Regions from separate parts of the Homo sapiens genome. Here region 1 is linked to region 2. The links are chromatin loops, found by intact Hi-C in ENCODE. Cell type or tissue: pancreas. All regions are shown on one strand. Links, peaks and the distances in the headings refer to the core of each region. The heading gives the core; the rest is flanking DNA.

Evidence for each region. Hi-C counts contacts between places; a loop is a spot of excess contacts. Peaks named below come from ENCODE experiments on the same cell type or tissue, not always from the same donor. Only the 100,000 strongest peaks of a DNase experiment are listed, where the experiment ranks them.
Region 1: a loop joins it to region 2, with 3 times the contacts of the local background. A loop is called at or near these places in 4 of 110 quality-filtered maps.

Annotation. Positions count from the first base shown.
Region 1 is chr6:108,165,808-108,181,694 of GRCh38, reverse strand. It overlaps NR2E1 (nuclear receptor subfamily 2 group E member 1), which reads right to left and starts at 15,673. Exons shown (of 9, transcript NM_003269.5): 1 at 14,905-15,673; 2 at 10,092-10,237; 3 at 6,772-6,859; 4 at 4,957-5,192; 5 at 3,454-3,600; 6 at 1,276-1,372; 7 at 739-888; 8 at 44-149. The coding sequence starts at 14,929. RefSeq lists enhancers at 4,573-5,308, 11,225-12,124, 12,125-13,026, 13,927-14,828, 15,729-15,887. In pancreas, for the core only: no CTCF peak of the experiment used is centred there; DNase peaks (open chromatin) are centred at 5,994 and 7,054; H3K4me3 peaks cover 1,254 bases.
Region 2 is chr6:108,243,327-108,259,213 of GRCh38, reverse strand. The region is part of intron 1 of SNX3 (sorting nexin 3); the gene reads left to right. It overlaps LOC124901529 (small nucleolar RNA U13), which reads right to left and starts at 15,759; the gene lies at 15,656-15,759. It also overlaps the pseudogene RNA5SP212. In pancreas, for the core only: no CTCF peak of the experiment used is centred there; no DNase peak of the experiment used is centred there; H3K27ac peaks cover 1,234 bases.

The DNA.
Region 1 (15,887 bases), core at 2,839-10,838, 78 kb after region 2:
AGGCAATTTTCTTAAGTACATGTTCAAGGCAAACAAGGGTCACCTGGTATGGATGTAGCTGTTGAGCGTTAGCTGAGCCTCATCTTGAAGGGCTGCAATGGCGGCAGCATTCCGGAAACTTCTCAGTTCAGAACCACTATGTGTAGGAACTAGAAATGAAGACCAGGAAACTGTGATAGACAGCATAGAAATTGCATCTGGGAGCCGAGCGCAGTGCTCACGCCTGTAATCCCAGCACTTTGGGAGGCCGAGGCAGGCGGATCACTTGAGGTCAGCAGTTCGAGACCAACCTGGCCAACATGGTGAAACCCTGTTTCTACTAAAAATACAAAAATTAGCCAGGCATGGTGGCATGTGTCTGTAATCCCAGCTACTTGGGAGGCTGAGGCAGGAGAATTGCTTAAACCCAGGAGGCAGAGGTTGCAGTGAGCTGAGATGGTGCCATTGGACTCCAGCCTGGGTGACAAGAGCAAGACACCATCTCCACAAAAATTTAAAAAATAAAAAAAAAGAAAGAAAAAAAGAAATTGGGTCTGGGAATGCACCTCTCTGGAAGTTGATGCCCAGCAGAACATGCAGGTTCCCATAGCAATAAAAAATGGGGCCAGATTAAGAGTATCAGCTCCCTTGAAAACCATCACCTCTTTTTGCAAAGGTCAGTTCAGACTTCGAGGTGGCTGAATTAGTGAGGTGGCAAAACTGGGGAAGGAGAAGAAACAGGGGTCTGTGTCTGCTTACCGGCTTTGAAAGTGACGATGCATTTTAGACAGGCAAATTCAGTAGCATCTAACCGGAGTTGTCTAAATCGAGCCACCACCTCTTGTAAAGCCTGTATTTCAGATATGATCTTGTTCAGCTTCTGGGAATCTGTGTTGTCACCGTTCATGCCTAGAATAAAAATATGGGATAAATACTCTAATATGAAGGCATTTTCATGATTTAATATTGATTTTTGACAAAATCCTGCATATCAATATCTATTCAATTGTCACTCTAAGATATCTGATTCCATGTAAACCGGCTATATTGTATGAAAGTTAATATAAAATCTTCTCTTGGATGATAACAAACACAGTAATTTGCATTTAAATAACAATGCAAGCAGTCATGAATACAACAAAACAACATTATTTGCATTTAAATATAGATTTATAAATGACAGGTATACTCTATTGTTCAGCAGGAATTTGTTATTCTTTACATGTTGTTCTTTTTTCAGTAATGTATTTTTATGGTAATTTCTACAACAAAGTCATTAAATTGTGCAATTCTTACCAGATACAGCCAGTAGAGTGTTAGCATCAACCGGAATGGCCCATTGTGCTATTCCTAGAACAAACAGTTCTCTCCAAGCATCTTCCAAAAGCATCAGCTGTCATACAATAGATGTATAATATAATATAGTGTGTAATTTATAAATTTATAAACAATTTCACTATGTAAATTTCCATTATTTTAAAAAGTGTTTTAAATGCCTGTCTTGGTAATTTTTTCTGAATATTCTAGCTTTCCCTTATTTTCCCATATTTTCCTTTTGAAAAGGTGCCTATAGATATGCATATGGATTTGAGAGTCAGCCATTCCAATTCTCCAAAGTTTCCTTCTCTCAGAAAAGGATTTGCCCCTCTTGTCCTTGTATCCACCCATTCCTGACCACCTAGAAGCTCCTCTAGAGAGCGAGGCTTTATGAAATGCCAGCAGCTCAGCAGGTGGATTCCCCTCACAGAGAATGCTGCTATTAGCAGGGTTGAGGATTCCTCAGACGCTTGCAGAGCTGGGTCCCCATCTTCCTGGAGGGTTGAGGGGGCTGGGCTGGGAGAGAGACAGAGATCACTAATTCCCAAGAGGCACTGGGGGAAATCAGGGTGTAATTATGTTAATCGGGTTTTGCTGAGTTTTCCTCGTCTCACTGCTTGATTTTTCTGAGACCCATAAATGGACAGCATCAAGGTGCTTGTCATTTTTATTCTAATAAAATGTGCTACTGAATATTTAAAATGAAAATCTGTCTCTTTTTCCAAATTAATATACCAGATTCCACTTCACTGCAGGTTGCTTGTTGTCGAAGGATTTCTACCAAAGGGCTAAGTGGCAGACAGTAAGTAAATTTTGTTTGGGTGAGAGTATACAAATACTTATTTTGAAAAAAAATAGCCAGTCTACACACACACACACACACACACACACACACACACACACACAGGAAGTGGTTAGAGCTAACCAGTAAACCTGGTCAAAGATAGGACCTAACTACCTTTAAAAATCTCAAAACTCAAAAGCCAGTCAACTCTAAATGATTTATGTAAAAGGATTTCTTTTGGGAGCTAAGAGCTGAATCATGAAGGCTTGTAACCAAAATCACAATTAGACCAAAGGGTTTAATTTTTTTAATGTTTTATTTTTAGTTTTATTCCATCAAGTACAGGAAATAATTATAAAATGCAAGGTAAACAATATTTAATTCTGGCCATATTTGAAAGGGCAGGCCATGAAAACAAGAACATCTCATGCTAGAAAATGAAATGCTTTTAGCACATTGCCCGATCTTTCCGTAGGAAACATACTTCATATAAAGGGGCACTATTATGCTTTAATTAGGTATGAAATGAATTGAAGAAATAAATCCTTTGCTTTTAGAACTACTTATTAGCCTTTGGAAAATTTGTCATTAATTCCTGTGAATGCACTGGTAACAGCCAATGGTTGGGAACACTTTATTTTCTTTCTTTCCTTTAAGGTTAGAAAAATGTTAGCATTTCTAATATTCCTATCAACAAAATTTCTGGGTCTCAGTACAATACAATGTTTCACTGCACACACTTTTTCTTCCCCTGAATGTCATTTACAACCACGGAATTAAGCAAAATGCCTATTTGTTTACAAAATGTCTAAAAGTACATGAAGAATCAAGGAAGAACCTAGCCTACAGGAGGTGTGCACTGTGCCCTTTGGTTTTACATGCTTATCAATTAATGACCAAAACTGGGAGCATCGCAATGGAGAATATAAAGCTGGGAATATAAAATAATAACATCAGTTCTGAAAAATCTCATGAGGGCATACTCTTACCACCTTCTACTTCTCTCAGTTCCAATGTTCTTAGTAAAACATTGTTTCATCAACAGTTTTAGAAAATCATTACAATTTTAAAATTTGAGATTATATTTGCTGTTCCAATCAAACAAAAAGAGGTAATGTTCTTGTATGTGTGTTTTCACAGACTGGACCCATCCTTTCTGAAATAATGTAATTACGTTTCTTACTAAGGATCATATAGGTAGATATTTTGAACCCACAGGAAGAAGCAAGTAAAAACAAGTAGTTTCCTCACTGCTATTAAGAATGGATGCCTGCCTTGGGTGGTTTACCCAGGGATAGAGGAAGTTTTATAAGGCTGAGTGCTACTGCTTCTTTCCCAGCTCTCTTTCTCCCAAGGCCTCAGTGTGGTCATACCTGGTCTTGCAAAGACAGCGTGGAGAAGGCTGGCACACTCTTAGCCCACTTGATGCTCATGAAGAGAAGTCTGGCAGCTGATTCACACACCGACTCCGTGGCCACTTCATAGAGATACATTGGGGTCCCATTCACTTCATGGGGGTACTGGGTAGGGAAGAAAGAAAGACACCTGGAAGTGAGGAAACCACAGCTTTGCAAGAAGAACCAAACTTTTAATTTCTAATTAAAGCAAGGAAGGGGATAAAAAAGAATTTGGATGTTTTGTTTAAACATGCAGTTGACATTGGTGGGTAAAAAAATCAAACATCGCTGTCTATAGAGTTTGAAAAGTAATACTGGTTGGGGGAGGTCCATTTCCACTCTTTGGGAGCCTCTCCCTTCCAGAAGGCCCTCTGGCTTTTCTATCCCCTGCAGCAAATTTTCCTTGGGCTGAGCCAAGTGCCAAGCCTGGCTCCCAATTTAGACAAGAGCTGCTTGCATTTGTGTAAATAAAAATAGATGTGAAAAAGTATAAATTAATAGGCATCCCAAACACAAATATGCATATGAGTATTTTTAGAAAGGATTAGTATATTATGGAAATATTTCAATTAGACATCTTAATCATTCACAGAGCATTCCCATTCATAACTGACAACATATTCATAACACTACTTTCCAGAGCTTATTATACACATCAAGGGTAAGAAAGCCATATTAAATATTGTGCGTGTGCATGTGCCCAGGTGTCTGGCTTCCCTGCAGTGTGGGGCTGCAGCTGGCCCTCCTCTGAGGGAGATCCTAGGCCCTCATCAGCCTGGAGTGGGGGTGTTAGTAGGTATCAGCTGTAGGCCTGGAGGGTAGGCCTTAGGTGGCAGCCTTTCCAGGTGGTTCAGGCTGTGGCCCTGCTCCTATGGAATCAACCCTGCTGTAAATCCACCTGCCTCAGAAGTAGGTGAGGGGAGCATGGGAAATGAACTCAGATTCCTCAAACTGTTCTAACAGTGTGATCTCCACATTTCGCACTTGCGTTAGAAACTCATGGCTTTGCCCAAGATCATACATGCCAAGATTTGGAATTCTGGAGCCCTTCCTCCAGCTGTAGCCAATTCCTCTCCTCTAAAAATGAACGTTGGTTCTTCTGGTCTTTAGGAACACCTGAGGCTGCCCTCTGGGTTTAGACGAGGTCTCCACCCACCACCCATTACCAGTGGGTGTTTCCTAAAGGTGCAGGTTCCTGGCCTCCACCCCAAACTTGCTGAAATGAAATTTCTGGGGGGATAAGATCCGGAGTGCACACTTGTAGCCACTCGGAGGTTGACTCTACTGTACACTCAAGTTTGAGCACCCCTGGCTGAACAAGGGAGAGCAGAAGGGCTGGAGCTCCATGCAGAGACCCGCCAAGCACCCTGGAGTTCTCTCCCCAGTTTGCCTGACCCCAATCACACAGCTCAGAAGAACTGGGTGCGTCCCTCTCCATTCGCTGGCACGAGTCTCTTTGGGCCCAGCAAGGCCGCTGACCTTGGGCGTGGGCTGAGCCAGGCTCACGAGGGTCTGCCGCTCTGGAGTGGTGGACACCGCGGCCAGCTCCAGGCCGTGCGGCTCCAGCTGCGTGACCGCGGTGAAGAAGGCCGGCGCAGGGAGCGCCGCCGAGGGAAAGTGCGCGGCGGCCCCGTTCTCCTCCTTGTGTCCACGGAAGTAGAGGGCCACTTGCTTGCGGATGGTGGACGTCCGAGGCCCCCGCTCGTGCTGCACGGCTGCAGAGGCAAACAGAGAAACGCATGCCGGCGATTAGAGACGTCGAGACACAGCCGCTGCGGCTCTCCCCCCAGCCCCGCCCCAATGTCAAGTCTGGGCGGGCAAAATCGCCCAAGAGGTGAAAAGAAGAAGGGAGAGGGAATCTGAGGGAGGAAGGGATTCTGAGATCGTCTAACCACTACACTGAATAGATTCGGAAGCTGAGGCTTAGAAGAGGGGCCCGTGCTCAAAGTGCCACGATAATGGCAGAGCCTCAAGTAAGACCAGGTGTGTTCTCCTTCGGTCCAGGGCTCCTCCCCACCAGGGAAGGGGGTTCGCAGGGAAACCAGAGACCCTCTGGGCTGGAGTAGCCAGGTATCCTCGCCCCCATCCAAAAGAGAGGGAGCGTCGCGCACGCCAGACACCTCGTTTCTGCGCAGACTTTTCCAGCTCCGTCCAAGAACAAGCCTCCCTACCCGCAGGCCCCGCCCCCACAGAAATAGCTTTTGGCCTCCGAGGGCCGCAGGAGGAAAGGACCCGAGCCCCGGGATTGCTAGGGAATGGAACGAGGGAGAACCCGTCTCCGAGTATGCTGGAGAAAGGCAGGGGAGATGTGACAATTACCACCAACAGTTTAAACAAACAAATTAATTCAGGGCAATCTTCGGCCTGCCGAGCTTGACAACTTGTCAATACACAAGTTCAACAGGTTGGACGCTCCCTCCGGCTTCCTGCGCCGCAGAGGAAGGGGCTCTCTCTCCTCCTGGAGCTGCCACCCGGCCCGGGCCGCCTCACAGCAAAACCCACTCGCACCCTGTTCCCAGGCCCCACGGTGTCCTCCAGCCCATTACCCTCGCCCCCTGCCTGGGCCTGGGGCGCCCTCGACAGGCTGCAGCGGGGGACGCAGCTCGGACCGTGCTCCAGGCCCAGGAAGCACTCTGACGTCCTGGTTCTTGCTGTTGCGCGCTTAAGAGCCTTGGGAGAGCTGGGTGTCCGAGGCACCCACGGGCGTTACCCTGCCTCTCCAGCCCCCTTTCCCTCTTTTCTGTAGAACAGAGAGAAGGCCCTGGACTCACATCGGCCCAATGGCCGTACTGATTTTGGCATCTTGGAGAATTTGCACACGGGCTGGAAATTCCGCGTTTTCGCGTCTCTGCCCTCCCTTTTTCAACACACCGCGAACTTCCAGCCTGTATGATCTCCTCCCCGTGAGACTATCCAGATTTTAAGATCCTGGGGCAGGCTAGCAGGCTTAAGGGTGGCCACGAAGGGCTGCAAAGAGGGATTAGGACCGGAGGCAGAAAATGCGCGCCGGTCCCCTGGAGAGTGGGGTCCCCCCAAGCGCTGCCTGTGTGGAGATGACTGTGGGGCGCAAGTTCCTGATGTGGGCATGGGTCTTGCCCTGGGGAATTCTAGGGGTCGCCAGCGGCTCCTGCTGAAAGACGGGAAGGATACGACTGAAAGCCCGAGGCCAATTCCCAGCATCTGGAAAGAAGCGCTCCGGGGTTGATTTACATGCATAGGAGTGCCATGTATTTTCTGTACATATAATTTACTTACTACTCAATCAACATTGGAATAAAGGGATGCACTGATTACCGTCTTTGTTCATGTTGACTTCCAAACACTTCTTCAGCCGACACGCCCTGCACTGGTTTCTGTGCGTCTTGTCCACCGGACAGCCTCCCTGGAACAGAGAGCAGGAGGTCAGCGGTCCCCAGGGCCTTTAGGCTGGAGACCCGGAGCCGGCACCCGGGCGGGGAAACGGTGTGGAGGCGCGACCTTGCCCGGCCGCAGGCCCTGGAGCCCCGAGCCTGGGCCTGCAAAACGCGAGGGCCTTGGGCATGAGCAGGGCCAGATCGAGAAGGGGCTGGGACGTCCCAGGCTACTTCAAGAGGGCCAGTCCCGGACCCCAAGAAAGCGGACAAGGGGGAAACGTCCTTCTCCAAGCAGGTGAAGCTTAGAGAGCCGGGTTTGGCAGACCCCGCAGGCCTGCGGGGCTCTCGCTAGGGGAACTTCCGCCAGTCGCGGAGTGGTGGAACAGGGACGAGACTTCAGGACCGAAGACAGCGACTTGGCCCCAGAGAAAGAGGCCACTAAGTTCCTTCCGTTAAGAGCTGGCTTTTGGGTCAGGATTCACACCATACCGCCCTCCCACCAACGATTCTTTCTGCTTTCAGTACTTGAGTCTACCTCTTTCTGCCACTTTCTGGGAGAGCCCGTTTATCTATCAGATAAATCTCTCCCATTTATTCTTCACTCTCCTATTACCTCACTTTTGCTTTTGTATGAAGCCAACCTTATTATCAGCAAGTTGAGAGTTGCCTTAAAGACTAGCCTCGGCCCAGGTGCATAGAAACACAGCCCTTCCTGGAAGGTGAGAGTTTAGGAGGGCAAGGCCTAGAGAAGATGAGGGTGAAAAAGGAAGAGCTCAAGTCTTGAGCAAAATATAGAAATGCTCACCATGTAAACAGGACCAGGAAGGTAATGTGATGGACTGTCAGACTAAATGATAATATGGGCTCAGACTGTTAGCATAGTAACTGAAAAAATAAAGGTAGTCACTTCTTTAGAAATATTTATCTGAGATGCATGAGAAATTAGATGTTTACCTAATGCAATTTTCTGTAAAAACATTAGCCATTGAAAGAGGAAATCTACAGATAAAGTTTCCTTTGGAATTTATTCAGTGTTAGATGTCATTACCGAGGGGACATATGCATAGATACATAAAGAGTCATGTGCATGAGTTTTATACACAGAAAATATTTAAGACATTGTGTGCTCTCCTATATTTATAGAAGTTGCTACTGTTAGATTTGTAGTGAGAAGAAAGATAATAAATGTATTTTTATTTTGCTTCATAATCTCAAAAATTCATATACTCTGGAGTTGGAGTAAGTATGTTTTTCTTCCCCCTGAAGCCCTTTAGGGGAAAATTACACATTCGAATGCAGTTTTATGAGTTCACACTTCTCCAATTTAAATTATGATGATTTATTTAAAATAAAGGTGGGACAGATGTTCATATCCATTTCTAAATGTCCTCATTACTGTTAATAATAAATTGGAATATAATTTAATCCTAGAATAAGAGAGAAAGGAGATAATTTTTGGGTCCAAAGTGAATTATTTAGGGCATCTTTGCTGGCCAATGTAATAGTTCATTGTAAACAGGTTTTTTAAAACTTGTTATTAAATGTAATTATATATCTATCCTCAGATGGTATCTTTCCAGTATTCTTATAAGTATGCAAATGCAAAATGGAAACCTTCATAAGTTCTTAAGTGTGTCTTCAAATCAGATCAAATGTATATAAATATCTAGCGCCAGAGAGAAGGATAAACGCCTCAGCTCTGATCATTTACTCTCCTTGCAAGAAGAACACCAGGCCTGATGAGTCTATTATCAGTCCTTTACAAGCACTTGGACTGATATCAATATGCTTGAATTGATAGCCATCCCCTTCTAAAAGATCAAGCACAACATCAGAGATCTTGATTTTCCAATTCTGTTCACTGCATAAAAGCAAAAGACAATCTAAGTAGAAGTTGGTTCAAATCTGACAACCCGCAGTAATCGCACAATCCTGTGGAGTTATTGGGATACAGTCCTATGCGTGTAAAATGTGATGTGTCCATATGGTGAAGCTAGAAACTGATACAGTAGCCAATTAAACAGGTAACAGGGCTAGAGAGCTCAAAATTTATCTCAATGCAAATATCTTCTGTTTTTGTGGTTAATCCAAAACTATTAGAAAACAATATGAGCAGACATGACTTCAGAAAAAGATGTCAGAACAATTCACTAGCAGCAGACAATATATGCATGTGTATACATGTACCCTATATATATCAATTAGTGAAAAGTGTTTTACTATTTTGTTACCAAAGGATGACTGCTGACTAATGCACCCTCAGGGATCTTTCCACAAGTGAAATGGAGGACTCTGTACTGAGGGTCTGAGTCGCTGATAAGGAGAGGGCAAAGTGTAGGACCAGAAGGTTGATCTCCTTAGTTAAAATCAGCCTATTATTGAGCTGGAAACTGAGTCAAGAGGTTCTGCTCACTCTTTCTAGAAGCTTTGGCTCATATTCAGCCCATGCCAGATTCCTCTGTCTCTTTGAGACAGTTCTGCCTACTCAAGACCAAAACAACCGACTGGGCCCAAATTCTAAGCAGAGAAGGAGGACAGGGATATGGAAGCTTGAGGAGGGTCCCAGTTGCACCTTCCTTTTGAATCTTCTCTTCTTCCTCACCCTGCCCTTTTCTGACAAGGCATAGCTAAGGTCACATGGGTGCTGGATTCCCACTGCCCACTTCCAGAGCAGCCCTGCTTCTCCAGAGTTGAAAATGCACAACCCTTCAGAAAGCACGGCCTCTCTTCCAAGTGGCTAGCACTCACTTGGTGGTCTCAGCTAAAGGTGGTGGTGACCTTGACTCAGATGTCTGTGTGCCGCTTACTTCTGCATCCCAGGCAAGTGATCAGGGGACTGAGCTTGATGCTGCTAGGAGTGAGTGTGGGGTGGGCAGGCACAATAACAAAGCTCTTTCTCCTGCTTGCTACTTGTGGTTTAGATGCTAAATTCTTTAGGTCCCTTGGGCCGGCTTTAGAGCCACAGGGTGTGGGCCTTACCCAGTGTCAAAATCTTTCAGAATAATAATAATTTAAAAAAGTGTAGGGAGGCTCTAGGACTTCAGACTCCCTCCTGTAAACTCATATCTTCCCTTACCTCTTCCCGCCTTTCCCCAGCCAAAGGGCCTCCAAGAGTTGAGGCAAGAAGGAGGGGAGAGGAAGGGAGAGGTCAGGGCCGGGTCTCTCCTCAACTGCGTGGAAACTCAGAGGAGGCCTTGGCACAAACAAAAGAGTGAGGAGGCAGCAGAGCGGAGCCCAGCAGTGCAGCCCTGGCTAAGGTACCTGGTTTCCAGATTTGCAGACATAGGTCCTATTCCTTCGGATGCTCCGTTTGAAAAAACCTGAGCAGCCGTCGCAGGCGTAGACCCCGTAGTGCTTCCCCGAGCTGCGGTCGCCACACACTTTGCAGGGGATATCTAAAATGCGGCCTGAAATCGCAGGAAAGACGGGGAAGGGGGGAAGGGGCGAGAGGGAAAGGAGGGCGGAGAAGAGGGAGAAAAGGGGAGAGGGAGAGAGAGATGCTAAGCAATCTGACCTCTGAAGGGATTAGCACCGAAGCTGCGGTAAAAGCAAATAATGAAGTGATTTTATACCCAAACTTTTTTTCCTTGAGCAAGTGTCAGTTTCCTACAATGAGCATTATTCATGCACCGCTACATGTATTTGGTTCTCTTCTAATCGCCGAGACCCATTTTGGAATAAAAGATGACAGCAGGCCCGGGCGGCAGTGCGGCCCTCCACTGCCTTTCTGCTCCGCGGAAAGTTTGGCCGCCTCCCTCCTTCGCTTTTGCATTTAACAGAGAAAGTTGTTAGTGAGCGCGCGAGGAGACAAACTTGAAATGTAAAAGGGAAAAGAAGAAAAACAAACACGGCTGGAACCAGGGATGGCAGCTGGAAGGCAATCGAGTTTTCTCTGAGCTCCGCCGGGCGGTGTTATTATTAGGATTATTATTGTAATGCTAATACTTGGATTATTAATGATAATAAGGGTAGTGGTAATTGGCCAACTTTCGCTTTACCTATTTAAAAAATGCTTGGTGAGTCGCTTTAGAGAAATTATTTCTTTTAGGAAAAAATTATTTTCTCCGCAAAGTGGTTCGGGACTAGGCAAGGGAGAGGGGAGCGACGCAAGTTGTCGGTTCCCTGTCGGGTTAGCTTGGGACAGGCTCCCTCCATTTCCTAAGCCCTTTCTCCCTAGAAGACTGGCCTCCACACACTTGGTCCTGTGTGGATCTCTTCCTCCCGGTTTTTTCCAGTGCTCTTTGAGCCTGATTTTTTTTTAAATTAAGAATCTGACTGATTTCTCTAGGCTGTATCCCCCCACCCCCCATGGACCCCACCTCAAGAGAACTTTCCCTGGAATCCCCTCAAGCCTGGGGTGGCCACCGACCCTGGAGGAGTGTCAGGGAGAGGGTAATATTTGGCCGTTTAGAAAGGGAGGGATTCTTTTCCTCTAAGGTTCAAGAGTCCAACAAGTGCCTGAAGCGGTTTATAGGGACTTAGAAATGCTTCCTCCCGCAAAACAAAGGGAGTATTAAACTGTTAACTTAATTAACACTTTAATTTTAAAAATAACAATAGTTGATAACAATTGACTTATTAACACTTGCTTTTCTCTTCTTCTACCTATCCGAAGGCCTCCAGTTTGGGCCCCAGCGGCCTCAGGCCTCCCTGAAATTCGACAGCTGCTGCCGAAAGCGCTTGGGTTGGGGACTACGATGGGATTGAGGTGGGAAGGGGCGGCAGTGGAACGTCTGGGCGAGGGGAGTAGGGGAGGTGAGGGCGTGGCGCGGGGAGGGCCTCGAGGCACCGCAGGTGTAAACTTGCTCCTGGAACCCGAGGCGTCCGGGCGAGCTTGCACCGTGGGTCCCAGACTCGTCTCAGGTGGAGGGGGTGGGGGAAGGAGAGCGCGGGGGACCGTGCTTGGGGGTGAGGGGGTGTTCGGTAACGACCAGGCTCGGCCGGGTAATTACAACCCCGCGGCAGCACCTGCCTATAGAGCCACCAGTGACCCGTCAAAAAGAGTAGCATGGGAATTCGGACGGCGACAAAGGCGGGCAGGGGAGGCGCGCGGCGCGGCGGCCACCGGCTCGGCGCCCCCCTCCCACAGGGCGGGAGGGGAGATTGTGCTGTGGGAGGGAGGGGCTGGAGAGGGCCAGGCAAGGGCACAGCGGGTCTTGTCCTCCACTCCTTCGGGCCTGTCACTGCGCCCAAGGGAGTTCCTGGTCGCTCAGGAACCGGGTCTGGAGCTCCGCTGCACTGCACTCACTCTGGAAGCGGTAAACTTGGTTTCCATATCTTACAACCATCCTCTGCTTAACACGCGCCCTCTGACCGCTCCAGGGTCCACGTTTGGGGCCCAGCAGTACTGTCACCCCAGCTGTCCTCTTCCCTGTGGCACTGTTGAAGATGCCAAGATGAGTGAGTGGGAGGAGCAGTGGTGGGGTCTCTTTTTCCCCACTTCCCATCCGGACAGGAGGCCCATGACAACATCTCTGGAGAACCCGATGAGGGTGGAGGGAAGACCAGTGCAGGGTGGGGGCCCCTCCTCGGATTCCCCCGCCCGAGCTTCCGGACTGTTGCCCTCTAGGCCACCACCAGTGCGAGTCCTGCCTCTGAGCAGACCTCTGAGCCGCGGCTCCCGGGGCAGATTAGAAACAGGCAACCGGGCTGGGGCGGGGCCCAGGAGGGAGGGACGCGAAAATTCCGGGGCATAGCGGGCCTGTGCCTCAGACTCCGCCACCCAGCCACGTTAAGGTGACTTGGGGTCACGAGACAAGCTGGTTGACCCCGTTGCAAAGCTCCTCTCATTTAGCAAGCCGAGCGAGCTCCGACGTGAGGCGAGCCGGAGTTTCCTGAAGCTGGAAAACCGTTCTTAACTTCCCTCGCCAGGGGGTCCCCTCGGGGCTTTTTGTGTGTCATAATTGCCTAAAGATATATGGCAGCTTCGATTACTGTAATTACCATCAGAGGCTGTTGAAAGAAGTTAGTCTGGGCTGCAGGGGTGACTGGCCAGGGTCTCGTTACCACCCAGGCGGGGCTCCGGGTGACATCGCTCTGCTCTCCAGCCGCGAGAAGCCGGGCAAGGCGGGGGCTGCAGCTCTGTCTGCTCGACCCAGTCCTGACCCGGCCCGCTGCGCGCCGACCTCCTAGCTGCCCCGGGCCCGAGGGACGCAAGTCTCGGGTTGGCTGCCGCCACCGGTCTGGAAAGGGCCTAAATGCAGCGGCGCCACCGGCGGGGGCCGCTGTCCTGCGGGCCTGAGAAAGCTCAGCAGCCGCGTCCCGACCTGAGCCGGGGCTGGAGGCTTCCAAGGCCTCACTCAGGCTCTTGGCAAGTTAGAACGGCCAAAGTTTCCGCAAGGAGCCCGCTGTGGTTTTTCCCCCAAAGTCCGGAGGGTTGGCCTGCCTCCTAGTCCACAGCGGGGGCGCAGCCGCAGGCGGGCAGAGCTCCCCGCTCACCCCTCCCTCGCCTCTGAGGCCTCACCTTTCAAGGGCCCCAGGGGCTCCACACCCCGAAAAGGACGAAAGAGCCCGGGGCTCCTTACTTCCAGGGGTGTAGGCGAGGGCCTGTCCCGGGGCGAGCGAGCTAGGAGGCCTGCCGAGACCCACGGGCTTCAGTTTTTGCAACGGAGGCTCAGAATGCAACAGAAACGGCCTCCTGAGCCTCCTGGGAAGGACACTCACGCCCGGGAATGCGGGCAACAAAAATCGAGGTCGCTTTACCTCCTGGAGATTCCAACAGCGAGGGCCAGGGTAGGCCCGAGCCTAAAGGGAAACCCAGTCCTGGGCCAGGGTCCGCTCTGCATTCCGGCCGCGGTGAGGGCTCCTTCTCTGCTCCCTCTGCCCCAGCTCGAAACATTTCTCCTTTTCTTTTTGTTCACGTTCATTTTGCTCTAATTTTTTAAAGGTCAGCACCCAAAGCAAAACAAAATGAAAACACAACCTCCTTCTTGGAGGGGGGTAGGAGGGCGGGAATTGCATCCCACTTAAGTGAGACTTCATTACCAGTCCTCAGAAGTATCTCCGATTCTCCCAACTTTCAAAGACTCAGGACAATGAGGGCGAGTGAAAGGGGGAGGGGGAGGGAAGGAACGCACAGAGCGCCAAAAATGCTATCTGCGAAAACAACACAAGCAGCAAGGCAACTTCGGGATATGGGGACTGCGGCGGCAACGGTAGTCCCCAGCCTCAGACCCTGGAGCCCGCAGCCGTGGGCCACTGGATGGCGGGAACTGAAATGCCCCCGGGAGATCTGAGCACCGTGACCGCGCCTGCTCAACGCTGGCTCGGGCCTGCACATTCTTGGGTTCCGCAGGCAGGGTGCAAGCAAATGCCCTCGCACACACACTTAGCCCTGCGCTCGTGAGTCTCGGGGTGGTGAGAGGTCAGCTGCGGCCTGGCGTTCGGAGAGCCGGCAGCTAAGGAAGTTCGAGGAAGGAGAGAAGCGCACGGAGGGAGCAGGCCGCGCACTCCTGCCTCTGCTGGGCTCCGGCTCGAAAAGTCCTTGGGATTAGGGATTTGGTCCTCTCTTTGCTAGAGTGGTTCGCCATACTTTAAATTCCCCAGTTATGACCTACGCGGATTTAGGATTAAGGAAAATGTGACTTTTAAATTGTTTCTGCTTCCCAGTTTGCAGGATTATTTGAAATAGCTAGAAACGGGGTGCAAAGCATTCCATTCAAAATCCGCTTTGCACAGAGTTGCTTTTGCGCGCTGGAGCTCGGAGTTTTGAGCGAGTGTGTTATTGTGCTACCGCCTGGAGCTGCGGCCCAGTTCCCGCCCCCATGGCCCCCCCATCCAGCACCTGGCGGCTAAATGGAGACAACTCATCCGACTGGTGGGCTGCGCGGGTCGTAACCTTCTCACCGCACCAGACAGGGGGGATCAAGCAATCCAGAGGCAACGAAACGGCTCTCCCCTCTCCACGAAATGCTCCAACTCACGGTCTACAGGTCTGGGCCGAACGCACACGCCCGCTGGAATCCCTCTCAGGGGCTCAGATTCGCAGCGCTCCAGGCAGGACCTCCCCCAGCCTCCCCGCTCGCTCGCCCCAGGCTGCGCGCCTAGGCCCCACGGCGGCCCGAGAGGTACCCACTTGTTGATCCGGCTGGCTTGCTCATGCTGGCTGTCCCGGGGCGGAGCGGTTGGTGGGCGCTGCCCGAGTCCCGGCCGGCAGCGCCCGCCTCGCCGCCGGGCGCCGCCGCTCTCCAGCTGCCCTCCAGCCTGCAAGGCTCCTGGGCGGGACAGGTGGGTGTCAGTCGCGCGCTGCGCTGCTCCCTGGGCGCTCAGAATTCGTCCAACAGTGGAAATTTAAGCATCCTTAAGTTTCTTCCCGGCTCTTGCAAAACCGCAGCTGCTGGGAATGCTGCTTGATATGGACACACACATGGACAGACAGATGGAGAGATGGACAGGAAGACTGAGGAAGAAGGAAGAACAGCAAGAGAGGGATGTTGAAAGACAGAGATGGAGACACGAAAATGGCCTTCCTACGGAGCGAAATCCCTCTTTTTCCCCATTCCTGTCACTCAGTCTTCGATCTCTCCCTCTACATAGGCATGCAGAGTGTGGGCAATCTCTGCCGACCGCTGGTCTCCCAAGGAAAGAAGGAAAACACTACCGCAGTCTCAGAGGCAGACGGGCTCCGCGCTGCCGGAACCCAAGCGCAGAGTGGGAAAACTAGATTGCTGGGAAATCTTCCGAGGGAAGAGGCGGCCAGGTCCGGGTTTCCGGGGAGAGCCGCGCACGCAGCGGCGAAGGGTCCCCGAAGTTCATTACCCCGTGACTTTGTGCCTGTCGCTGCGGGCTGGGTCCCCTGTAATATCTCCAGAAGCGCTCTGACAGGCAGCCGCGGGGAGGGGAATAGGGCGTCCCTGGCCCACTTAGCTTTTCCCCCAACTCCTGGCGGGGTCTGACGTCAGCCATGTGCGGGGAGGGGATGGGAAGAGGGAGGGGGTTAAATGCTAATGATATTAATGAACCTCCAAGCGGCTCCCAAAGAAAATGCAGGCGCTGTCGGAGCTTACGAGTTAGAAAGTGTGAATATGGGAGTGTGGCTCTGTGCGTGCGTGATGGTGA
Region 2 (15,887 bases), core at 2,820-10,819:
GTCATAGGGAAACTGCAAAATCCAGACTTCAGTACACCTGGGGAACTACATTCATACATAAACCTAGTGGAAAAGTGAATGTTTTTCTAATTGTCTGTAATACATGACAGATGGTTCACTAAAAAGAACTTCCTCTTTTGCCCTATTCACTAGTATTTTCTTTTTTTTTCTTTCTTGTGCTAAAACAGAACTTGGTATTCTTGTTTCTATACTTCCATAGCAGGTACTTCCTGTCACAAAACTGAATTGGAATCTCCTGCCTACACTTCCTCCACTTACTTTGAGTTTATCTTGCTGAATGCATTATATTAAATGGGTTCTAGTATAATAATTTAATCCTCTTTTTTTTTTAATACACCTAATACCTTAGCAAATAGCTGATGTGACACTTAAAAATGGTTTCTGGGCCTGGCGCAGTGGCTCATGCCTCTAGTCCCAGCACTTTGGGAGGCTGAGGCAGGTGGATCCCTTGAGCTCAGAAGTTTGAGACCAGCCTGGGCAACACGTTGAAACCCCTTCCCCACAAAAAAAGAAATTAGTTGGGCGTGGTGGCGCGCATCCCTGAGGTCCCAGCTACTCCAGAGGCTGAGGTGGGAGGATCACTTGAGCCCAGGAGGTCGAGGCTGCAGAGAGCTATGATGAGGCCACTCTACTCAAGCCGGCATAACAGAATGAGACCCTATCTCAGGAGAGAGAGAAAAAAGGGTTTTGGTATAGTCATTTACATGTTAAAGAAAATTTTTTTTTTTTTTTTTTGAGACGGAGTCTCGCTCTGTTGCCCAGGCTGCAGTGCAGCGGCGCTATTTTGGCTCACAGCAACCTCCGCCTCCCAGGTTCAAGTGATTCTCCTGCCTCAGCCTCCTGAGTAGCTGGGATTACAGGCATGCGCCACCACGCCTGGCTAATTTTTGTATTTTTAGTAGAGATGGGATTTCACTGTGTTGGTCAGGCTGGTCTTGAACTCCTGACCTCGTGATCCACCTGCCTTGGCCTCCCAAAGTGCTGGGATTACAGGCATGAGCCACCGCGCCTGGCCTGAAAATAATCTTTTTTAAGAACGATTAATGAGTCAGGGAACTAACAAATTATACACTTACTTTGGTTTGTATTTTTGTATAAACCAACTCACTGGGTGTTAATAGCTGTTAACAGTCATAAATGCCAGTGCCTATGTGAAAACCTAATTGAGTTTTTAATGCATGAAATGACTTTGGATTTCTTTCTTTTTTTATTTTTATTTTTATTCTTTTTGAGACAGAGCCTTGCTCTGTCGCCAGGCTGGAGTGCAGTGGCGCGATCTTGGCTCACTGCAACCTCTGCCTTCCGAGTTCAAGCGATTCTCCTGCCTCAGCCGCCCAAGTAGCTGGGACTACAGGCACGCGCCACCACGCCCAGCTAATTTTTGTATTTTTAGTGGAGACGGGGTTTCACCATGTTGACCAGGATGGTCTCAGTCCCTTGACCTCATGATCTGCCTACCTTGGCCTCCCAAAGTGCTGAGATTACAGGCGTGAGCCACCATGCCCAGCCTGGATTTCTTTTAGTATGTAATGTGTTAACTTAAAACTAAGGACACCATATAGTAAGGAAATTAGGCCTTATTTGAGCAGCATATGATTTTTTAGAGTAATTATAGTCTTGCATTAAGGCAGAGTGGCTATGACATGAATAGTTTAATATTTTGTAATTTTTTTCTTCTTGAGATAAGAGTCTCGTTCTGTAGCCCAGGCTGGAACACAGTGGCATGATTGTGGCTCACTGCATTCTCAAACTCGAGGACTCAAGTATTCCCCCCGCCTCAGCCTCCCAAGTAGCTGGACTACAGGGTACTACTATACCTGGCTAATTTTTTATTTTTTGTCAGATGAGACTTGCTATGTTGCCCATGATGGTCTTGAACTCCTGGCCTCAAGTGGCCCTCCCCCTCTCAGTCTCCCAAAGTGTTGGAATTACAGGCATGAGCCACCTCACCCAGCCCTGCAATTTTATTTATTATTTTCTAAATGTTGCTGCTCTCCCGAACCCCTACTGACTACCTTTTGCTGTTGAATTTGCTATGTGGAAAACCATTTTATGTTCCAGAATTTGGGCTTTTAAACTATCTTACAGTTACTGTCTCATTCTGGTCTTGAGAAAAATTTACAGTTTTACAGGATCTGATTGAAATTACTCTAATTCACAGGGCAATTTTATATGGATGGTGGCACTTAGAATGCAAGTTTCCCAATCTCCATTTATCTTTTGGTTTGAGGATAGTGTTTAAGACTATTAGGATCACTTGATTAGTATCTCTGGGCTTTTGAAAATAATTACACAGTGTTATGTTTTTAAAAATTGTTCTAATGGGTAGGTACAGCAGAGAGCACCATAAATGATTAAAGGTTTAGGAAAGTTCAAGGTCTGGAATTATTTAGGCATATTCAAGAGAAGGCTGAAAGCAAAATTCAGTCACTGTTTATGAAGTTTGTGCTGTAATATAACTTTAATATTCTGGAGATTTTTAAGTTAATCAAGATCTATTTTACCTGGAGACCACTGTTTTGAACAGGAATGGAATTAGAATCTTTCTTGAGCTCTGACATAGTCCTCAGTTCAAAGAATAGATTTAACATTTCCTAGCTGGGTAAGATACAAAATCAAAGCTCCACTTCCCCTCTGTGAAATAGGTGTGCTAATAATAGTACCTACCTCTTAGGACTAAATGGGATAAGGCACATGAATCTTTCTAGCACAGTGCCTGGCACATAATAAGCACGCAAAATTTAGCTCTTTCTAAAGATAGACATTTTCTAAATTAAACGTCAGTGATCAACTACATTTTCTGTGTGTTAATGTTTAGTTGAGTTACTAAAATTGTTAGATTTTCTTGTCAAGAAACCTACTTGTCATGGAAGTATACCTTCATTAAGCAAGCATGGTATAAAAATAAGCTATCTTATTTGGTACTTAACCAAGTAACCTTTGTGTATGTATTTATTTTTTCGAGACAGGGTCTCCCTCTGTCTCTCAGCCTAGAGTGCAGTGGTGCAGTCACAGCTCACTGAAGCCTTGACCTCCCAGGCTCAAGTGATCCTCCCAACCTCAGCCTCTCTACTAGCTGGGACCACAGGCGCATACCACCACACCCAGCTAATTTTTAAATTATTTGTAGAGACGAGATCTCACTATGTTGCCCAGGCTGCTCTTGAACTCCTGGGCTCAAGTGATACTCCCACCTCAGCCTCCAAAACTGCTAGGATTATAGGTGTGAGCCACCATGCCAGGCTCCAAATAATCTTTTAAAGTTGAGCTTTATTAAAGCATAAAGCTGAATAATAACGTTGGCTGATAAAAATTTTGACAAGGTGCTAAATAAATGTAGCATCTTATCTTGACAGTGCTTGCCGTTCTAAACTTGTATATGTTTTTTCCTCTGGGTCAGTCATCTAATCTTAAATTAGGAGTCATTAATATCCAGATTGGAAGCTGAGAAATAAATTTTAAAATCTTAGACTTATTTTTGGGAATTATAAACATGTATTATTGAAGGGCTAAAATATTAATAGTATTTTAAAGAATCGGGGGGTCGGGCACGGTGGCTCCTGTATGTAATCCCAGCACTTGGGAGGCCAAGGTGGGAGGACTACTTGAGCTCAGGCGTTGCCACACAGCCTGGGCAACGCAGTGAGACCCTGTCCCTACAAAAATTTAAAAATTAGCCAGGCATGGTGGCGTGTGCCTGTAGTCCCAGCTATGTGGGAGGCTGAAGTGGGAGGATTTCTTGAGCCCAGGAGGAGGTCAACACTGCAGTGAGCCACGATCATACCACCGCACTCTAACCTGGGTGACACAGTGAGACCCTGCCTCTAAAAAAAGCAAAGCAAAGAAAAAAAAATCAGGGCATTTTGATGCCAGAGGACATCTGCAGAATCTATGTAGCTCTATCAATTGGCCAATGAGATGTTGTCTGTTACACATGTTGCTGCCAGCTACGGCTGACTTTTCCAGGATCTCCATCAAGGAGAAGCATGCTATTAGCAGTGAAGATTCTGTCCTTATCTAATCCATCCCCAGAATGGAGAGTGGGGGAGGAAGACAGTGGCTATTTTAAAGTAGTCCTGTTATATTGAGTTTTTAGGGATTCTGTTCTGTTAAGGGATGTATCATTTGAGTATCTTTTATGTGCAAAGCACTGTGCTCTATCTATAAAATTTAATCTTGAGGTAACCAAGCAGAGTAGATAATATTCCTGTAGAAGCTGATCAACTGATCCTCATCTCTTGTCCTTTCCTCATTTTAACTCCAGTCCTGAACTGGTATCTCCCAATTAAGCTGAGTTCTTTTGTATCCAGGCCTTTTGCACACACTTCCTCCTCTGTTAAGAACAGGCTTCCTTTAAGAGCCTCATCTGGTTACTATCACTTATCCTGCAGGACTCAGCCTTAATGTCCCCTTTTTAAAGATTTTGCTGATCCCTTGACTCTGGACCAGATTTCCTTCCTGTGTGCCCTGGTAGCTTTGTTAGGAATAAATTTGTTTGCTTGTCTTTGGCTTCCTGTAAGTTCCTGTGTCACCCATTATAAGCTCTTAGAGGACAGGGACTGTCATAATCACCCTTACTCAATATCCAACACTGCTTGGCACATAGTGGACACTTACAAATAAATGAAGTTTAAGAAAGTTAACTTCCCCAGGGTCACAGCTATTAAATGGTAAAACTGGGATTTGAACCTAGATTTTCGGACCTTCAGAGCCCGTACTTTTGTTTGAGACAGGGTCTCACTCTGTTGCCCAAGCTAGAGTGCACGGTGGTGCAATCTGGGCTCATTGTAGCCTCGACCTCCTGGGCTCAGGCAACCCTCCCAACCTTCGCCTCCTGAGTAATTGGGGCTACAGGAGCACGCCACTATGCCTGGCTAATTTTTTTGTATTTGTAGAGACAGGGTTTCTCCATGTTGCCCAGGCTTGTCTCAGACAAGGTTTTACCATGGTTGCCCAGAGCCCTCACAGAAAATTCATATCACCTGAGGAGCCTTTGAAACCATTCAGGTTCTCTTTTACTGGGGTGGGGTGGGGTTTGGGCAGTGGCGGTTTTTTTTTTTTTCTTTGAGACGGAATCTCACTCTGTCACCCAGGCTGGAGTGAGGTGGTGCAATCTCAGCTCACTGCAAGTTCCACCTCCTGGGTTCATGCCATTCTCCTCCCTCAGCCTCCCGAGTAGCTGGGACTACAGGTGCCTGCCACCACGCCTGGCTAATTTTTTTTGTGTTTTCAGTAGAGATGGTGTTTCACCTTGTTAGCCAGGATGGTCTCCATCTCCTGACCTCGTGATCCACCCACCTCGGCCTCCCAAAGTGCTGGAATTACAGGCGTGAGCCACCAAGCCCGGCCGGCAGTGGTGGTTTAAAAAGCATCCCAGTAAGGGCACTTATATGCAGCAAGGATTTCTCCTGCTGCTTATCATGCTATCTGTCTCACTGAGATAGATAGACAGTAGAGAAGGAAGAGAAATATACATAGAACCACAATGGTTGGTAGCTTTGATGGGATTAAAAAAATAGATTCTAAAATAGTAAAACATAAAATGAATAGCAGATCTTGGCAACAGAGAGGAAAACCAGTGACATTTGTCAAAGATAGAAAACTTTTTGGAGGGGAGGCATTTAAATATTAACTGAAAGCATACCAATCTCTACAGCTTAAGTTTTTGGGAGGAAGGGGAGACACAGACTACATTCAATCAAGCCAGATCTTTTTGCCCTTGTCTTGCATCATCCATGTCTATATCCCTGTATAATAATCATGAAAGTAAGCCAGAAGTAAAAAAAAAAAAAAAAAAAAGACATATGTATTCATTTAAGAAAGGAATTTTTTGGAGACAGGTTCTCGCTGTGTTGTCCAGGCTGGTCTTGAACTCCTGGGCTCAAGTGAGCCTCCTACCTCAGCCAAGTAGTTGGGATTACTGTTGCATGCCATCAAGCATGCCTCAAAAAAGGAATCTTTATAAATATTGTCACTTTATACCTGTAAAGGGGAAAATCTAAAAAAGTGCTTTGAGCTATCCTGGTGATCACATGCAATAGACATTTTCCTCTCCTGCTCACCTTTATCATCATGCTTATCTCACCCCTTCCAGAAAGTAGTAGACTGTTATTATTAGATACTTTGATGTTTGTACCATGTTATGCTGCTTTCATGTAAATAGAGCCAGCAATTTCTTGAACATCAGATAAGAAAGATGGTGTCCAAAAAAATCTTGGAACTGCTATTTTCTTTTTTCCAGAAGTTTATTCTTAGGGCCGGGTGTGGTGGCTCATGCCTGTAATCCCAGCGCTTTGGGAGGCTGAGGCGGGTGGATCCCTCGAGATCAGGAGTTCGAGACCAGCCTGACCAACATGGCAAAACCCCATATCTACTAAAATACAAAAATTAGCCAGTGTGGTGGTGCATGCCTATAATCCCAGCTACTCAGGGGGCTGAGGCACAAAGATTGCGTGAACCTTGGAGGCAGAGGTTGCGGTGGGTGGCAGCGCGACTCTGTGCCAAAAAAAAAGAGAAAAAGAGAAAAAAAGTTTATTCTTAAATGTGCAACAGGCTCCAAGACATTTCATCCTTTGCTTCCTAGAGTGGAAGCAGAAGATTTTATAGTAGGAAATGCAGATATTTAAATAGGAATGGGATCAAGGGTCATCATTGCCTCGGACACAGTGGTTTGTTTTTTGGTTTTTGTTCTTGTTTTCCAGATTTCTCCCTTCTAAGTACTAACCAGGCCCAACCCCGCTTAGCTTCTGAGATCAGACGAGCAATTGCATTCAGGATAGAATGGCCATAGACTTTTGCCGGATTTCTTAATTCCACCTATCCAGGGAACCCTTCCCTGTGGCCTTTGCTTTTAGCTCCTCAAGTTTTTTCTGCTCCTCTTCTTGTTTCTGCTTGAAATCCTTGTCTTCCTCATACATCTCCTTGGCCTGTTTCTCGTCAGGGGCTTCTTGCCGTAGGTGCCTGTCAGGAAGCTGGACGTGGTGCCTGCCATCCCTTCCTTAGACCCAGCACAGGAAACTGGAACTGCAGTTTACTGTTTTGATTCCTTAGTTAAAAGACAAAGCTTTCAACCAAAGTTCTACTTCATTTTTTTGTTTGTTTGTTTGTTTTATTTATTTATTTATTTTTGAGACAGTCTCTCACCCTGTTGCCCAGGCTGGAGTGCAATAGTGCAGTCTCAGCTTACTGCAGCCTCTGCCTCCCTGGTTCAAGCAATTCTCATGCTTCAGCCTCCCAAGTAGCTGGGAATATATAGGTCGTGCACCACCATGCCTGGCTAATTTTTGTATTTTTAGTAAAGATGGGGTTTCATCGTGTTGCCCAGGCTGGTCTCGAACTCCTGGCCTCAAGTGATATGCCCACTTCAGCCTCCCAAAATACAGGCATGAGCCACCGCGCCTGGCCACTACTTCTTTAAAGAAATATTTAACTGACAACCTAGGAATTTGGAATGTGTTAGTAAAATGTGACGTTTGCTATAGCTTGCCAGAAAGGTTGTATCAGGTAGTATAGAGTTTGGGCTGTTCTCAGATAAAGAGGATAATTTTTTGTTTTTTTGGTTTTTTTCTCCACATGGAGAGGTTTCAGGTACAGTCCAGGGTTAGTATTGTGGCTTGACTATCAGCTTCTAACATCATATTCACATTCTAGCCAAGGGGAATGTTTATTTCTGCCCTTGAAGGACACAACCAGGAAGTCGTATTATTTCTGTTTCTGCGCATTGCTGTACTTAGCTACAAAAGAAGCTGGGAAATTTAACCAGGTGGCCATGTGAAGAAGGGAAGAGTAGACACTGTTCTTTGCTTTGCCACATTAACAAATGGTTGTGGTTGGCCCTTCTAGGATATGGCTTTAAGCTACACTGTGATCATCTGTTATTTCCTTTTTTTGCTAATGCCTGGAATTTCAGTTTAGAGTAAGTTCATTTGATTTGCAAGAAATAAAATTGTACTTTCATTAGTTTGGAAGTCTTAAGTGAGTAAGTTTTGATTCTTTCATGATAATTAATTTTGTTAAGTTGAGAAAAAAGGCAAGCATGAAGACATGGCATATCTGATAGGGGTATACCTTGAGATTGGGCTAGAGATTCTAAAGGTAGTTGATTAACCTTTTTTTTTTTCCTTCCAAGGCTGCTTAAAACTATTTTGGTTTTACTTAGGACCACCATTGTAGTTGCTGACATTGAATGATGGAGTATATAATTTGAGCCACCAAAATAAATGAAGCCAGTGTCTCTTGGCAGAGAATCACTTAATCTCTTAGCAGAGAAGTAGAGAATTACTTAAAATAATTTTGTAAAGTTACTTTGTGTCCAGCAGTATTGGAATGGTCATTTGATAATTATTTGTTCTGTAAACTTTGATTTTATCACTGATGGAGCATTTCTTTTGGCTTTCCTAAAGTTATTTTAGCACCTGCCACCTATAGCTTGTTTGCTTTCCGTTTTTTCTAGTCCTGCCCTTGTGGGATGAAGTTCTCTGTTGTATAAGTCTCGTCCATATTGAGAAACAGAGGAGTCTCAAAGCCCCTCCTTGTGTCTGGTCTTGGTATCTCACCCCTCTCTTGTCTTGACTTTACTGGTTATCTTCAAGTGGAAACAAGTAGAGAAAAATCTTGTCAGCTAGGCATGTATGTGTATATCACCAGGTCTTGTCTTAAATTTACACCCAAAGATTCCCCCATGGTATATAACTGAGGACATTCTTAGGACACTGAGGAGTTTAAATAGAGCAAGGGTTGGCAAATTATGGGCTTACCTTTTTTTATAAATAAAGTTTTATTGGAACACAGCATACCCATTTCTTCCCATATTATCTAAGACCACTTTTACTCTATAAGGGCAGAACTGAGTAGTTGAAACAGTATGTTTACTATCTTGCCCTTTAAGAAAAGGTTTGCCAATTTTATGTCTAGAGTTTGCTCATGTAACATTGAAATAATGGAAATCAAAAGGCACTTGGAGAATCTATTATCAAAACATGAGGCCGGGCATGGTGGCTCACTCCTGTAATTCCAGCACTTTGGGAGTCTGAGGTGGGTGGATCACTTGAGGTCAGGAGTTCAAGACCAGCCTGACCAACATGGCAAAACCCTGTCTCTACTAGAAATACAAAAATTAGCCAGCTGTGGTGGCGTGCCCCTCTAGTCCCAGCTACTCAGGAACCTGAGGTGGGAGCATCACTTGAACCCTGGGGGCGGAGGTTACAGTGAGCCAAGATCACACCACTGCACTCCAGCCTGTGTGACAGAATGGAACCCTGTCTCAAACCCTAAAAAATATCATGAGGCTATGGAAAAAGCATTCATTTAGGAAGCCAGTAGTAAACGACTGAGGAAATAGTCATTAAATATAACACTGCACATTCATCAAATAATAAGATCTTAATGCATAACCCTATTGTTGGGTGGTGAATGAAATATTAGATACCATTCTTTCCTCCTAGAGGCCCAGTTTTACATAGAAATTGTAACTTTGTGTTGTCATCCCACTGATAATATTAAGGCCAGGCACAAGGTTTTTCAACTTTTGAAGTTTATTTTCTCACTCGAAACCTTTTATGTAAACTCCTTTGAATACCCACATAAAGGAAAGAAAGTTGGTGCTGATAAACTAGTGGGCAGCAGGTTCATGGTGGTTCAGGGTCGGTCAGCAAACCAGTGCCAACACTGAAGATGATGCCAAACAAAATTGACTGCAATCTGTTCTAGCCAGGATCATGGTTTAGATATTTTCTAGCCAGAATTAATTAATTTATTATTTTTTTCTTTTTTTGAGACAGAGTCTCGCTCTGTTGCCAGGCTGGAGTGCAGTGGTGCGATCTCGGCTCACTGCAACCTCCACTTCCCAGGTTCAAGCAATTCTCCTGCTTCAGCCTACCAAGTAGCTGGGATTACAGGCACGTGCCACCATGCCCAGCTAATTTTTGTATAATTAATTAATTTCTCATACAGTATCATCATTTAATGATTTGTGGGGTTTTGTGTGTGTATGTGTTTTAAGAGACAGAATCTCACTACATTGCCCAGGTTGGTCTTGAGCTCGTGAGCTCAAGTGATCCTCTTATCTGCCTCAGTCTTCTGAGTAGCTGGTACTACAGATGTGAGCCATTACACCTGTCTTAATGTTTTGTATTCTTACATGTTAACCCCCTATGTAATATGGCAATGTGCAGTTGTATAAATAATTTTTAATAATATTTAAGTTGGTATTGGTTGAACTATTAACATAGGTAAGTCCTTTCTACAAACTCTGTCTCTCTTGTCTAAAAGCTGGGTGTGGTGATGCATACCTGTAGTCCCAGCTACTCAGGAGGTTGAGGTGGGAGAATCATTTGAGCCAAGGAGGTTAAGGCTGCAGTGAGCTATAATGGTACCACTGCACTCCAGCCTGGGTGACAGAGTGAGACCCCGTCTCAAAAAAAAAAGAAAGGAAGGAATTAAGTTGAAAATTGAGAAACTGTGATACCAGCTCTAAATGGGACAACATAGTGAATTGATAGAATTTTTGTCTTAGTTTAGAAGGCCAGATTATGTTGATATGCTTAAGTTGGGATAAATTGCAGTTTTAGAGCGTTTTTGTTTAGACCTCAGCATGATTCTTATCTATAATTGATATTTGTTCAGTTTTCTTCCCTCAAAACATCCGATCAATTGTTTTTTTCTAACTAAATTTCTTTTTTAGAGTTGTTAACTTTAACTTGAGTAGCTCCTGTGGGTCAGTTGATTTATTGAGTACTTGCAATGCTAAGTTTAATAACACATGTTACTGCATTCAGTAAGTTCACAGCAGCCTGAAACAGGGCTAGATTTCTCTGATAAGTTTTCCCCAGAACTGTCCAATAAATGAACATTTATGAACTGTCTGTTATATTCCAGACATTGCTAGATGCTTGTTTAAAAGATGAATAAGATATGCCTAGCCTTTGGAAGCTTCCAAACTGGTGGTAAGGAGAGTGGGGAGAGGTAAATTCATAAAATATGCATAATCTGTAGTGGGAACCCAGGTCTGCCCTGAGGGGCCAGGAGTGTGTGTGGGCAGAAAGTGAGCCAGTAGTCTAGCTAGGGGGAGCACCTGTCTCTTTTGTGCTTCACTGCCAGCATCTGACATCAATGACATGCCAGAATCACACAGTAATAATACTGGAGTGATTCCTTGTTACTCTCTGACACAAACATTTTTCTCGATTTTTATTTATAATTTTATATATAATGTATAATTTGGTTTTAAAATTGTTATTTTAATTTTTATTTTTTAATAAATAGTGACAGGGTCTTGCTGTGTTGCCCAGGCTGGTTTTGAACTCCTGAGCTCAAGCAATCCTCCTGCCTCTGCCTCCCAAAGTGCTGGGATTACAGGCATGAGCCACCACACCCGGCTATAATTTGTTTTAAGCATCGATGTTCAGGCGGTATGGTAGGCACTTTCACTCTGTGTTTTCTCTGATATAGTTTATTCTACTGCATTTTCTTACAAACTGTAATTACTCTTATTTCCAGTTAAAACAAATGATAGGCTGGGCGTGGTGGCTCATGCCTATAATTTTAGCCCTTTGGGAGGCAGAGGTGGGAAGATCACTTGAGCCCAGGTGTTCAAGACCAGCCTGGGAAACATAGGGAGACTTAAACGTTGTTTTTTTTTGTTTGTTTTTTGTTTTTTAATTATCTGGGCATGGTGGCATGGACTAGTAGTCCCAGCTACTTAGGAGGCTGAGGTAGAAGGATCACTTGAGCCCAAGTGGTTGAGGCTACATTAAGCCGTGGTCGTGCCACTGCACTCCAGCCTAGGTAACAGAGTGAGACCCGGTCACACTCAAAAAATACATCCTAGATATTGACCACTTCATCATTCTTACTTAGCAATAATCGTTTCCTGTTTCCTCCTGTCTTACTCCATTTTCACACTGCTATAAATTTACTACCCGAGACTGGGTAATTTGTAAAGGAAAGAAGTTTAATTGACTCACAGTATTGCATAGCTGGGGAGGCCTCAGGAAACTTACAAGCATGGAAGGCAAAGAAGCAAGTACCTGCTTCACAAGGTGCCAGGAAAGAGAAAGTGAGCAGAAAGAGCCCCTTATAAACTGTCAGCTTTCGTGAGAACTCACTCATTATCACGAGAAGAGCATAGGGGAACTGCCCCCATGATACGGTCACCTGGGGGTTTACACGTGGGGATTACAATTCAAGATGAGATTTGGATAGGGACATACAGCCAAACCATATCACATCCTGACCATGCTTTATGATATAGCTAAGAAAGTCTACCTGCTCTTTTCCCATGCTAAACTCTGATGATCTTTCCTGATTCCTCTTGCCAGAAGCTAATCCAGTGTGGACTTGAGCCTGTAGTCTTAGCTACTTGGGAGGCAGAAGTGGGAGGATCGTTTGAGGCCAGGAATTAGAATCTGCACTGAGTTATGATCTTGCCCCTGCACTCCAGCCTGGACAACACAGCAAACTCTATCTCTGATGAGAATGCTGAGAACACATTCTATTCTATACTGAATTTATGTTCCCAGGCAAAAGAATAAAAAAAATACAATTTTAAGAAAAAAAAAGGGAGGCAGGAGATACAGTGTCTCACGCCTATAATCCCAGCACTTTGGGAGGTGGAGGCGGGTGGATCACCAGAGATCAGGAGTTTGAGACCAGCCTGTCCAACATGGTGAAACCCCATGTCTACTAAAAATACAAAAAAAAAAAAAATTAGGCATGGTGGTGTGTGCCTGTAATCCCAGCTAGTCGGGAGGCTGAGGCAGGAGAATCACTTGAACCTGGGAGGCAGAGGTTGCAGTGAGCTGAGATTGCACCACTGTAGTCTAGCCAGGGCAACAGAGCATGACCCTATCTCAAAAAAAAAAAAAAAAAAAAAAAAAAAAAGAATGCTCAAAGCTCTTTTAAGAATTTCTTACTTAGAGGCCTCAGAAATAACACCACACGTCTACAACCATCTGATCCTCGACAAACCTAGCAAAAAACAAGCAGTAGGGAAAGGATTCCCTATTTAATAAATGGTGCTGGGAAAACTGGCTAGCCATATGTAGAAAGCTGAAACTGGACCCCTTCCTTAACACCTTATGCAAAAATTAACTCAGATGGATTAAAGACTTAAACGTAAAACCTAAAACCATAAAAACCCTAGAAGAAAACCTAGGTAATACCATTCAGGACATAGGCATGGGCAAGGACTTCATGTCTAAAACATCAAAAGCAATTGCAACAAAAGCCAAAATTGACAAATGGGATCTAATTAAAGAGCTTCAGCACAGCAAAAGAAACCATCATCAGAGTGAACAGGCAACCTACAGAATGGGAGAAAATTTTTGGAATCTATCCATCTGACAAAGGTCTAATATCCAGAATCTACAAGGAACTTAAATTTATAAGAAAAAAACAATCCCTTCAAAAAGTGGGCAAAGGATATGAACAGACACTTCTCAAAAGAAGACATTTATGCGGCCAACAAACAATTTTAAAAAAGCTCATCATCATTGGTCATTAGATGCAAATCAAAACTACAATGAGATACCATCTCACGCCAGTTAGAATGGCAGTCGTTAAAAAGTCAGGAAACAACAGATGCTGGCGAGAATGTGGAGAAATAGGAACGCTTTTACACTGTTGGTGGGAGTGTAAATTAGTTCAACCATTGGGGAAGACAGTGTGGCATTTCCTCAAGGATCTAAAACCAGAAATACCATTTGACCCAGCAATCCCATTACTGGATATATACCCAAAGGATTATAAATCATTCTACTATAAAGACATGCACACGTATGTTTATTGCAGCACTATTTACGATAGCGAAGACTTGGAACCAACCCAAATGCCTATCAATGATAGACTGGATAAAGAAAATGCACGTATATACCGTGGAATACTATGCAGCCATAAAAAAGAACGAGTTCATGTCCTTTGCGGGGACATGGATGAAACTGGAAACTATCATCCTCAGCAAACTAACACAGGAACAGAAAACCAAACACTGCATGTTTTCACTTATTAGTGGGAGTTGAACAATGAGATCACATGGACACAGGGAGGGGAACATCACACACCAGGGCCTGCTGGGGATTGGGGGGCAAGGGGAGGGAGAGCATTAGGACAAATACCTAATGCATGTGGGGCTTAAAACTTAGATGACGGGTTGATAGGTGCAGCAAACCACCATGGCACATGTATACCTATGTAACAAACCTGCACGTTTTTTTGCACGTGTATCCCAGAACTAAAAAGAAAATTTCTTATTTTCTTGGCCGGGCACAGTGGCTCATGCCTGTAACCCCAGCAGTTTAGGAGGCCGAGGCAGGTGGATTACTTGAGGTCAGGAGTTCGAGACCAGACTGGCAACATGGCGAAACCCCGTCTCTACTGAAAACACAAAAAATTAGCTGGGCATGGTGGTGCATGCCTGTAGTCCCAGCTACTGGGAAAGCTGAGACAGAATTTCTTGAACCCACGAGGTGGAAGTTGCAGTGAGCTGAGATCATGCCACTGCACTCCCGCCTGGCAACAACAGAGCAAAAAAAAAAAAAAAAAAAAAAAACTCCTTACTTATATTCTTATAGACTATATTATTTTAAATGTGGTTATTCCAGAGATTGATGGTGGTGATGTTTGCATAACAATATGGATTTACTTAATGCCACAGAACTCTGTACACTTAAACATGCTTAAAATAATTTTATATTATGTATATTTTACCACAGTAATAAATATGGAAACAAACAGTATGGAGGGGCCAGGTACAGTGGCTATCTCCTGTAATGCCAGCACTTTGGAAGGCCAAAGCAGGAGGATCACTTGAGGTCAAGAGTTAAAAACCAGTCTGGGTAACATAGTGAGACCCTCCTCTCTACAAAAAATAAAAATTAGCTAGGTATGGTGGCATGCACCTATAGTCCCAGCTACTCGGGAGACTGAGGTGGGAGGATTGTTTGAGCCCAGGAGGTCGAGGTTGCAGTAGGCCAGGATTGCACTGCTGCACTCCAGCCTGGGTGACAGAGTGAGACCCACCATCTCATAAAGAAGAAAAAAAAAGCGGGGGAGAACTGGAGAGGGCAGTTTCTTTCCCTTCAAACTATCAAAGCAAGGAAAAAAGTAGTTCTTTATGTCTTTTTGCCAAGAACTCTCAGTTCTTAGTCATCTATTGTGTTTTACAGTCTACTTTATCTGATACTAATATAGCCAGTCCAGTTTTCTTATGAGTATTTGCAGGGTATGTAATTTTCTGTCCTTTCACTTTTAACCTGTTTTGATTTTTGAGGCAGTCTCACTTTCTTACCCAGGCTGGGATGCAGTGGCATGATCTTGGCTCACTGCAACCTTCACCTCCCAGGTTCATGCGATTCTTGTGCCTCAGCCTTCCAAGTAGCTGGGATTACAGGCTCGTACCACCATGCCTGGCTGGTTTTTGTATTTGCAGTAGAGACGGAGATTCACCATGTTGACCAGGCTGGTCTCAAACTCTCGACCTCAGGTGATCCACCCCGCCCTCGGCTTCCTAAAATGCTGGGATTACAGGTGTCAGCCACCAAGCCTGGCTCTTCATGTGGATTTCATTTACTATCTGGTATCATTTTTTTCAGCCGGAAGGGCTTTCTTTAGTATTTCTTTTTTCTTTTTCTAAGGTTCCCATCAGATGGGTAATGTGCTGAAGTCATAACAAGGTTTGAAGGAGGCATGTCACACACATGAGCATGAAAACCCAATCATCATGCTTACAAACTACAGAAGGATTTCTTTAGCATTTCTTCTAAGTCAGGTCTGCTAACCATGAAGGCTTGTAGTTTTTTTGTTTTGTTTTGTTTTTTTGTCTGGGACTGTCTTATATTTTTATTTTTGAAGGATAGTCTTGTTAGATGTAT